Linked DNA regions of Homo sapiens: regions 1 and 2 are each linked to region 3. Evidence: chromatin loops called from intact Hi-C (ENCODE). Cell type or tissue: CD4-positive, alpha-beta T cell. All regions are shown on one strand. Region 1 overlaps TRIP4 (thyroid hormone receptor interactor 4). Region 2 overlaps ZNF609 (zinc finger protein 609). Region 3 overlaps ZNF609 (zinc finger protein 609).

The links. A loop is a pair of places that touch in the nucleus more often than their neighbours do. Peaks named below come from ENCODE experiments on the same cell type or tissue, not always from the same donor. Only the 100,000 strongest peaks of a DNase experiment are listed, where the experiment ranks them.
Region 1: a loop joins it to region 3, with 2.4 times the contacts of the local background. A loop is called at or near these places in 5 of 110 quality-filtered maps.
Region 2: a loop joins it to region 3, with 2.0 times the contacts of the local background. A loop is called at or near these places in 2 of 110 quality-filtered maps.

What each region holds. Positions count from the first base shown.
Region 1 is chr15:64,428,932-64,431,431 of GRCh38, forward strand. The region is part of intron 11 of TRIP4 (thyroid hormone receptor interactor 4); the gene reads left to right. Among named protein-coding and RNA genes, the nearest start is that of ZNF609, 30 kb to the right of the region's middle. RefSeq lists enhancers at 1,083-1,594, 1,595-2,106. In CD4-positive, alpha-beta T cell, no CTCF peak of the experiment used is centred here; a DNase peak (open chromatin) is centred at 1,540; H3K4me3 peaks cover 569 bases; H3K27ac peaks cover 2,006 bases.
Region 2 is chr15:64,506,288-64,508,787 of GRCh38, forward strand. All of the region lies in intron 2 of ZNF609 (zinc finger protein 609), which reads left to right. Among named protein-coding and RNA genes, the nearest start is that of ZNF609, 47 kb to the left of the region's middle. In CD4-positive, alpha-beta T cell, no CTCF peak of the experiment used is centred here; a DNase peak (open chromatin) is centred at 1,174; H3K27ac peaks cover 357 bases.
Region 3 is chr15:64,621,995-64,624,494 of GRCh38, forward strand. It overlaps ZNF609 (zinc finger protein 609), which reads left to right. Exons shown (of 10, transcript NM_015042.2): 3 at 833-1,058. The region is part of intron 3 of LOC101930091 (a long non-coding RNA gene); the gene reads right to left. Among named protein-coding and RNA genes, the nearest start is that of OAZ2, 80 kb to the right of the region's middle. RefSeq lists an enhancer at 655-734. In CD4-positive, alpha-beta T cell, no CTCF peak of the experiment used is centred here; a DNase peak (open chromatin) is centred at 1,047; H3K4me3 peaks cover 1,573 bases; H3K27ac peaks cover 2,470 bases.

The DNA of each region.
Region 1 (2,500 bases), 190 kb before region 3:
TTTAAGGGTAGCATATGAATTTATTTAGAATTGATGTTAGCCCTATTTTTATCTTATTTATTGAGTAAAGAGTTTATCAGTTTTAAAAGTTGTAGCTTTTGGGTTGGGCGTGGTGGCTCATGCCTATAATCCCAGCACTTTGGGAGGCCGAGGCGGGTGGATCACTTGAGGCTAGGAGTTCGAGACCAGCCTGGCCAACATGGTGAAACCCCGTCTCTACTAAAAAACTACAAAAATTAGCCAGGCGTGGTGGCAGGAGCCTGTAATCTCAGCTTCTGGGGAGGCTGAGGCAGGAGAATTGCTTGAACCTGGGAGGCAGAGGTTGCAGTGAGCCGAGATTGTGCCACTGCACTCCAGCCTGAGTGACAAGAGCAAAATTCTGTCTCAAAAAAAATAAAATAAAAATAAAAAAAGAAATGTAGTTGTCTAATCTATTATACCAGCCTCATTCTTGTTTTCTGAATGAATGAGTTGAGAGTTTAGGAATAATGGCTCTTGACTAGCATTTACCAAACTATTCCATGGCATAGGTGTTCTCTGAAACACAAATTTGGGAAATACCTTTGGATTAAACAGATCTGTTTACTGTAGAACATCTCAGAGCCCTTAATATGCTAGTGTGGATTATGACTCTCTATGAGGTGGATATAACATGCAGTGTTCTCAAAACTTTGAGCATAAATTAATCCCCCACCCAAACATGCACTACCTATTTACATACTACAGAACTGGTATCATGGTATTTACAGTTTAGGAGTGTTAGTCTAAGTATGCTTGATTTTTCTGTATTCTCATAGGTCAACTCACTGAGAGAGAACCATCTAGGAAGTAGTTTCCTAACTGTGACCTGTGCCTTCCCTTCAGTATCTCCATATTCATTTATCACCCAGTTGAATTGCATTTTCTTTGAAAACTAATGTGGATCTAGTAATTTTTACTTCAACTGAAACTAACTTCCTGTGTGACTTGGACCACATTTTGCCTTTACATGCTGTTCCTTTTTCTTTTCCCCCCAAAATTCAGTAATTTACTTCTGACCTCACATTCTTGGCCTTTCTTTGATAAGTTAAAATACACTAAACCCTCACTATTTTTGGCATAGTGTGATCATTTAGTCCTCTTAAAAAAAGAAAATCGAAAAGGTTTTGTTAGTGGTTGTTTTAAAATCAAGTGCACTACACTGTTAAATGGCTTTAAAAATATGTGCTTTCTCCTGAGCCATGAACTAGTCTTCCTTTTTATCTTCTAAGATTAGTATGGCCAACATGACTAATTTGTGCCAGAAAAAATTCCTCTAGATCCTCAACCCTCCTGAGTAATGGCAGAGGATCAGCCTAGAGAAGGTAGAAGTGATATAGAAAAGGCTATGGGTTCAACTCAGGGTAAAAAGGTAGATGAGAGCCATCTCGTTAAAGCTTCTCCTGTGATTCCCCTGGAAGGAGCCCATGCTGTTTGCCAGCATTTTATCTGCCAGCAGCAGATGTAAGCTCTCAAAAACAGCAGGGAGGATGTTGACTGCAACAATGCATCAAGGCTGTGGTTTGTAACCTCAATAGTAAGGCAGTTAAAACTTTTTTTTTTTAACAAAGACATTTTGATTGCCAAATCCATAACCATTAGCAGCTGTGGTTTGAACAGTTCTCTAGACCTAACAAGTTTTCAAACAAAAAGTTGAGTTGGTGGCTTTTGTTTCTACGTGTCTGTGTTGTGTTTGTGCTATTTATATCCCTGCCTTCAATAGAAAATCTGATTTGTCTGAAATCTCCAAGGTCATTGATTATTCTATTTCTTCTGAACTGAATCCATTCCTTTCCTGCCAGCTTACTGACCCTTTAGTCTATTTGATCTTACAGCTTTTACAATAGCCAAGACCCTATCTTCAAGGAATTATGCTGAAGCAGTTATACTGCTGGGTGCCTGTTTCCAATAATTGACGGCAGTAGACTTGTAGTCTTCCAATAGGGAAGAGAATATTACTTCTTCCTTTTTCTAGAAAAGTATCTTCAGGATCTAGGAGAATTTGCTGGAAGAAAAGTAAGCAATTTTTAAAACTTTAAAAAAAAAAGAGTATCCAAGCAACATAGATCTTCAGGAAGATTCCAAGTATCACTTCGTTTGTGGAAATCATCAGCTTCTATCACCAATGAATTGTCTGTGAGTCTGAGAGATGAGAAATTAGAAAATGAAGGATTTAATAGTCAGTATTCAAACCAGGCACTGGAATTCAAAATGCAGTCCACAAATTCTCTTTTAAAATATGTGAAAATGTCCTGTCTGTTGTACTGAGAAAATCTGCCAATATATAGACCTCAAAATATTCCGATAACAGCCCTCACGATGAGGGCTGTTATCTGAGACTCAACAAGAAGAAAAATTGTTATGTTACTAACAACTAGCTTAACCCTGGACAATTCATTAAAATCACAGCTCACTTGAGTGAGATATAGGGAATGTAGTTTTGGAATTCTCTTGAAGACTGGAACATTGACAGGCTGGGCAC
Region 2 (2,500 bases), 120 kb before region 3:
AATTTTTGTATTTTTAGTAGAGACAGGGTTTCGTTGTGTTGGCCAGGCTGGTGTCGAGCTCCTGGGCTCAAGTGATCCACCCGCCTTGGCCTCCCAAAGTGCTGGGATTACAGGCATGAGCCGTCACACCCAGCCTTTAAGTTTGTCTTTAGGCCGGGCGCGGTGGCTCACGCCTATAATCCCAGCACTTTGGGAGGCCAAGGCGGGTGGATCACCTGAGGTCGGGAGTTCGAGACCAGCCTGACCAACATGGAGAAACCCTGTCTCTACTAAAAATACAAAATTAGTCGGGCGTGGTGGTGCATGCCTGTAGTCCCAGCTACTCAGGATGCTGAGGCAGGAGAATCACTTGAACCCGGGAGGCAGAGGTTGCAGTGAGCTGAGATTGTGCTGTTGCACTCCAGCCTGGGCAACAAGAGCAAAACTCTGTCTCAAGAAAAAAAAAAAAGTTTGTCTTTAGATTAAGTTAGCTAATTCATATAAAACACTTAGTGCCTGGCACGTAGGAAGCATTCAATAAATATTAGAAAAAAGAAAAATACAGTTTGAGTGGAAATTGGTCTTAGTCTCTCCTAGGCAATAATGTACTGAAATACAACAACATTCCACTTTACAGGAATCCCAGTATGAATAGATATACATGTTAGCTAAGACTTTTTAGCACTATGGTCTGAAGAAGTTCCAAATCTAGGCTGGGAAATTTTCATGGTGGTGATGTGTTCTAAAGCCCCTGATAATTATAGTTGGAGGTGGGGGGAAGACCAAAAATTAGCTTAGGGCATATTGAAGTGGCCTGTTGAATTTCAGACTTCATATGAATCGAGCTTCTTTTCTGGCCATATCCCTGGCATGGGGTTGGGTATGTTGGATAGATGTTACTGTGGTTTTGCCGGAATATGCAATCTCACGGACACTGGAGTAGTGCTAAGTGTTTTTGTTTCTACACAAGACTGCATGGAAAAAATCTAAGTCTTAGCCCTTAATCTTCCTCCCCCAGTGTGAACTTGTATTTTTGCCATTTGGGTATAAGAGCTTTTACCAGCAGAGCTCATCCAGGGAGGCAGCAGGGCTTGGGATGTGGCAGTAACATACACAGCTGAGATCCTGCCACTGCTGGCTGTCTGAGCCCTCTCTCTGTGGTTTTCACTCTTCAAGCCATGCTTGAGTAACCCGCCTCCAGAGCTGCTGACAGGGCTGTGTTCAGAGGCCTTGGAAATTACACTGTTCATTTCCTTATCATCCCCTGACCTGCAGTGCAGAGCCTTCTGGTGCAGGAACAAGGCAGAAAAAATCCAGACGGCTCCCAGCCAGCATGTGTCAAGAGCTACAAAGAAGGAAATTGGACTTGCTCACTTAAAAACCATGGGGTTAGGCTTTGATTTTCAGTTCCTGTGGAGAGTTATTTGTGTGTATGAGCATGTTGTATCTCTGTGTATATGTATAGAATGAGTCTGTGCGTGGCAAAGCTGTGGAGGAGGACCATTTGAAATAGAGAGCAGAGGGAAGATGGCTTTTCTCTTCACTTAATTTCCCAGTTGTGCCATTGGGGTGGGCCTGGAACCATTAGCATCAGGAAGGTGCCAGACCATATTAATATTTTAAAATATATTTCTCTCGGTACAGTTTAGTCATGGTTCAGAGCACCCACAGAAGAACCTTTCCTGGCTGACCGAGGAGACATTTTTAACAAATCCTATTCCCTAAAGTCATTCATCCTAGATGACATTGACATAGTCAATATTTAAGCTGCCTAAGAAAGTGTAGACTTTGGGTCAGTCCTGGGTAAGAGCAATAGCTCTTTTGAGATGAAGGATAGTGTGATAAAAGAGAGACCTTTGTGATAGCTAAGGTGAACTAAGGAGGAATTTGGAGCATTTTGAGATTTTCTGTTCACAGGGCAAAGTTCTATTATATTTTAAGAGCCCATCCTTGTTTTGGGGGTTGGTATTACAAAGCAATCTACTTTTCTTTTGGCATCTGTTGCTCAAGGAGGCCCAAAGGAAGGACTTCAGGCTGAAGTAAAATGTGAGCAGTAAGAAGTTCTTAGCAAAGTTTATAAATATTCTGTCCTTAATTTTCCTTTTTCTGGATTTCATGTGCCTTCATGTTAGTGGTGCCATTGAAGCCTTTGTGAAGTGGGGAGAAAAAAAATAAATCTTTAAGCTGTCAGACCCTGGAGGTGTTTTAAACCCTAAGTGTCTGTCTTGTTGAAAGTACTCTGTAGAGAAGTGTCTTCACATAAGGTGATAGCTAAGGTGAGAGGGGACTACTTTCTTTTCCCTTCATATAAATTAGTGGGCCCTGTATCAGCAGCAAATGAGAATTCGATAAAAATTTGGATCTCAGACCTCCTCCCAGTCCCTAAAGTTAGAAACTCTAGGCTTGAGACCCAGAAAATTTTTTTTTTTTTTTTTTTTTTGAGACAGGGTCTCACTTTGTTGCCCAGGCTGGAATACAGTGGCACAATCAAGGCTCACTGCAGCCTCAACCTCCCATGCTC
Region 3 (2,500 bases):
GGATTACAAGTGTGAGCCACCGTGCCTAGCCATGTTTGACTATTTCTATCTATGTGTACATAATCAACAACATCTTCAGACTGCTGTTGATTGGCTTCTGGGTGGCAACAGCACCTCCTGTTTCTTATAGATAAATTTGATGTTAGAATTATATTCCAAGATGCCATTCTCATTAAACAACCACTGTTACATGTTACAGTTTCTAAGGGTTAGAAATTCCCACCAGGTTAATCCCAGCCCTGCTATAACTTTATTCCTTCTAGCCAAAGATGTATTAAAGCACCTAGGATCATTAGGAATCATGGCATTCCTAGGATTTGGCTATTTCTTCCTCTCTTTATCCCCACCCAAATTCATGGATTTTATGCCAGACTAATGTACTGTTTGCTGAATGATAGATTGGTAGGAAGCATAGTGGTGGTAGCAAAACATACCTCAGATGCTGGGCCTTGTCTTTCTCATCAGTCTGTGTGCTCTGTTACTATTGAAATCTGGCCCTGATTCTCTTTCATTAGAGACTTTTTAATGAGATGAGGAAAAAATAGAACTTTTTAAAAAACATTTTAGCCAAGTGCAGTTTATGAGGAAGATCATTAAGAAGATCATTATACGCTCATTAATAAGAGTTTCTCTTAGCACAGGATGTTCTCATCTAAACCACTAGATTTGTAGTGGTATCATAAGCCAGAACTTGAAAGGAAGAACCAAAGTCTTATTTATAGCCGTCTGCACTCTGGCAGGAATAGATATAGGACTAGATTAAATACAGAAAAGGTATTTCCTCTAAATGTTCTCCCTGCAACTCAGCTACTACTTTTTCTTCCCTCCACAGATGGAGTCCCCTGTTTCCACACCAGCAGTGCTGCCAATACACCTTTTGGTGCCAGTGGTCAACAATGACATCTCATCTCCCTGTGAGCAGATCATGGTTCGTACCCGATCAGTTGGGGTCAACACATGTGATGTGGCTCTGGCCACAGAGCCTGAGTGCTTGGGCCCCTGTGAACCTGGAACTAGCGTCAACCTTGAAGGCATCGTGTGGCAGGAAACAGAAGATGGTAAGTGTGATATGTGGCTTTCCCCTCCCTTCTCAACCTGCTTCTGCAGGGGAGCCACCAGGGACTTATTGTTGTAAATATTACCAAGTGGTTATTAGAGTCTCAAGTGTCCACAGTCTGCGGGAGATACCCACACAGAGGATTTTAGCAGACTTAGCAAAATTTCCCAGCTTCTAGAGATTCTTCCCTTCATAGTATTCAACAGTGTTGATCCTGGTACTTATGATATGCAGTCATGTGATAGGTATTGGCCAGGTAATTCAAACTGTATCTGTACTCTCCATATTTTATATGGGAGAGTTAGATTATAAATTAAATTTGAGGTCAGGCCTGAAGAGAAAAATTAATAAAAGGGCAGCTGAGGGAGTCAAGAGGATGGAGAATAGTCACTCTTAAATTCACTTAATGTTGGCTCATTGCATATGCAGCTCTTGCCTTTTTTAACACCTATAGGTACAGCCAGTTCACTCTTCCCACTGATTGCCTCATTGCCCAGCCACCCACACCGCTTCATGTATCTGTCACTTGGTACAGATTTTATAGGAAATGTTTAGATGGTCTTGTTTTCAGGCATCCACTAAGCAGTTGGCTCACTGTAGGTTGCTGTTGCCCAAGGCATCCAGACTTCTTGCATGTTCCACTTGCCCCTGAGAACGGAATCTATTCTGTTTTGAAAATTTATGAACCTGAAAAAATGGAAGGAAGTGTAAAGAGACTTAATGGGGTATTTCAGATCTTTTGGTAACATCTGGTGGCAATTTGATTTTTGCATATTCTTTTTCTGAAGAATCCAAATCCTTGTCAGAGTATATGTGGTTAGAGAGTCTGGGCCTCAGTCCCATCATGTCTCTGCATCAGTAAACAGACTTTCAAACTGTCCTCACTCTGAGGAGTTTAGAGGCCCAGAGGAGCACAGCTAATCATCTCTGATTATCACAGAGCTATTTTGTCAGTCTGCCCCTAGAAATTCAGGCATTTCATTCTGGTCATTCTAATAAAATCTGTTCCCCTGAATATTTTGTTGTCATTCAGTATTTATTTAAAGTTTACCGTGCAATAGGTGCTGATGTGTTACAGGTTAAGAACTCTGTATTCTTGTCTGTGTCATCATTAGGAATGTAATACATCTTCAGCTTTCAGAATAACGTCGCTAATGAGGTTTTATTGTGTGCCTGAGTGGTAGAAGCTGATGCAGAGAAGGTAGAGAGAGAGTTTAACTCTAGAGGTTGACTCTGGATATGTGTATACAATATACAATCTGAAAATCACAAAGTGGCTATCTGATTTTTAAAATGTCATCTGCTTATGGACAAATGTCTGAACAGTCACAGAGTCTGTTGGAATGACAGACATATCCGGACCATATCTCTGTGCCACCAAGCAACCTTCAAGGCCTCTTACCTCAGTATATTGAAGATAGAATAAATCGATTTCCTGCCTGT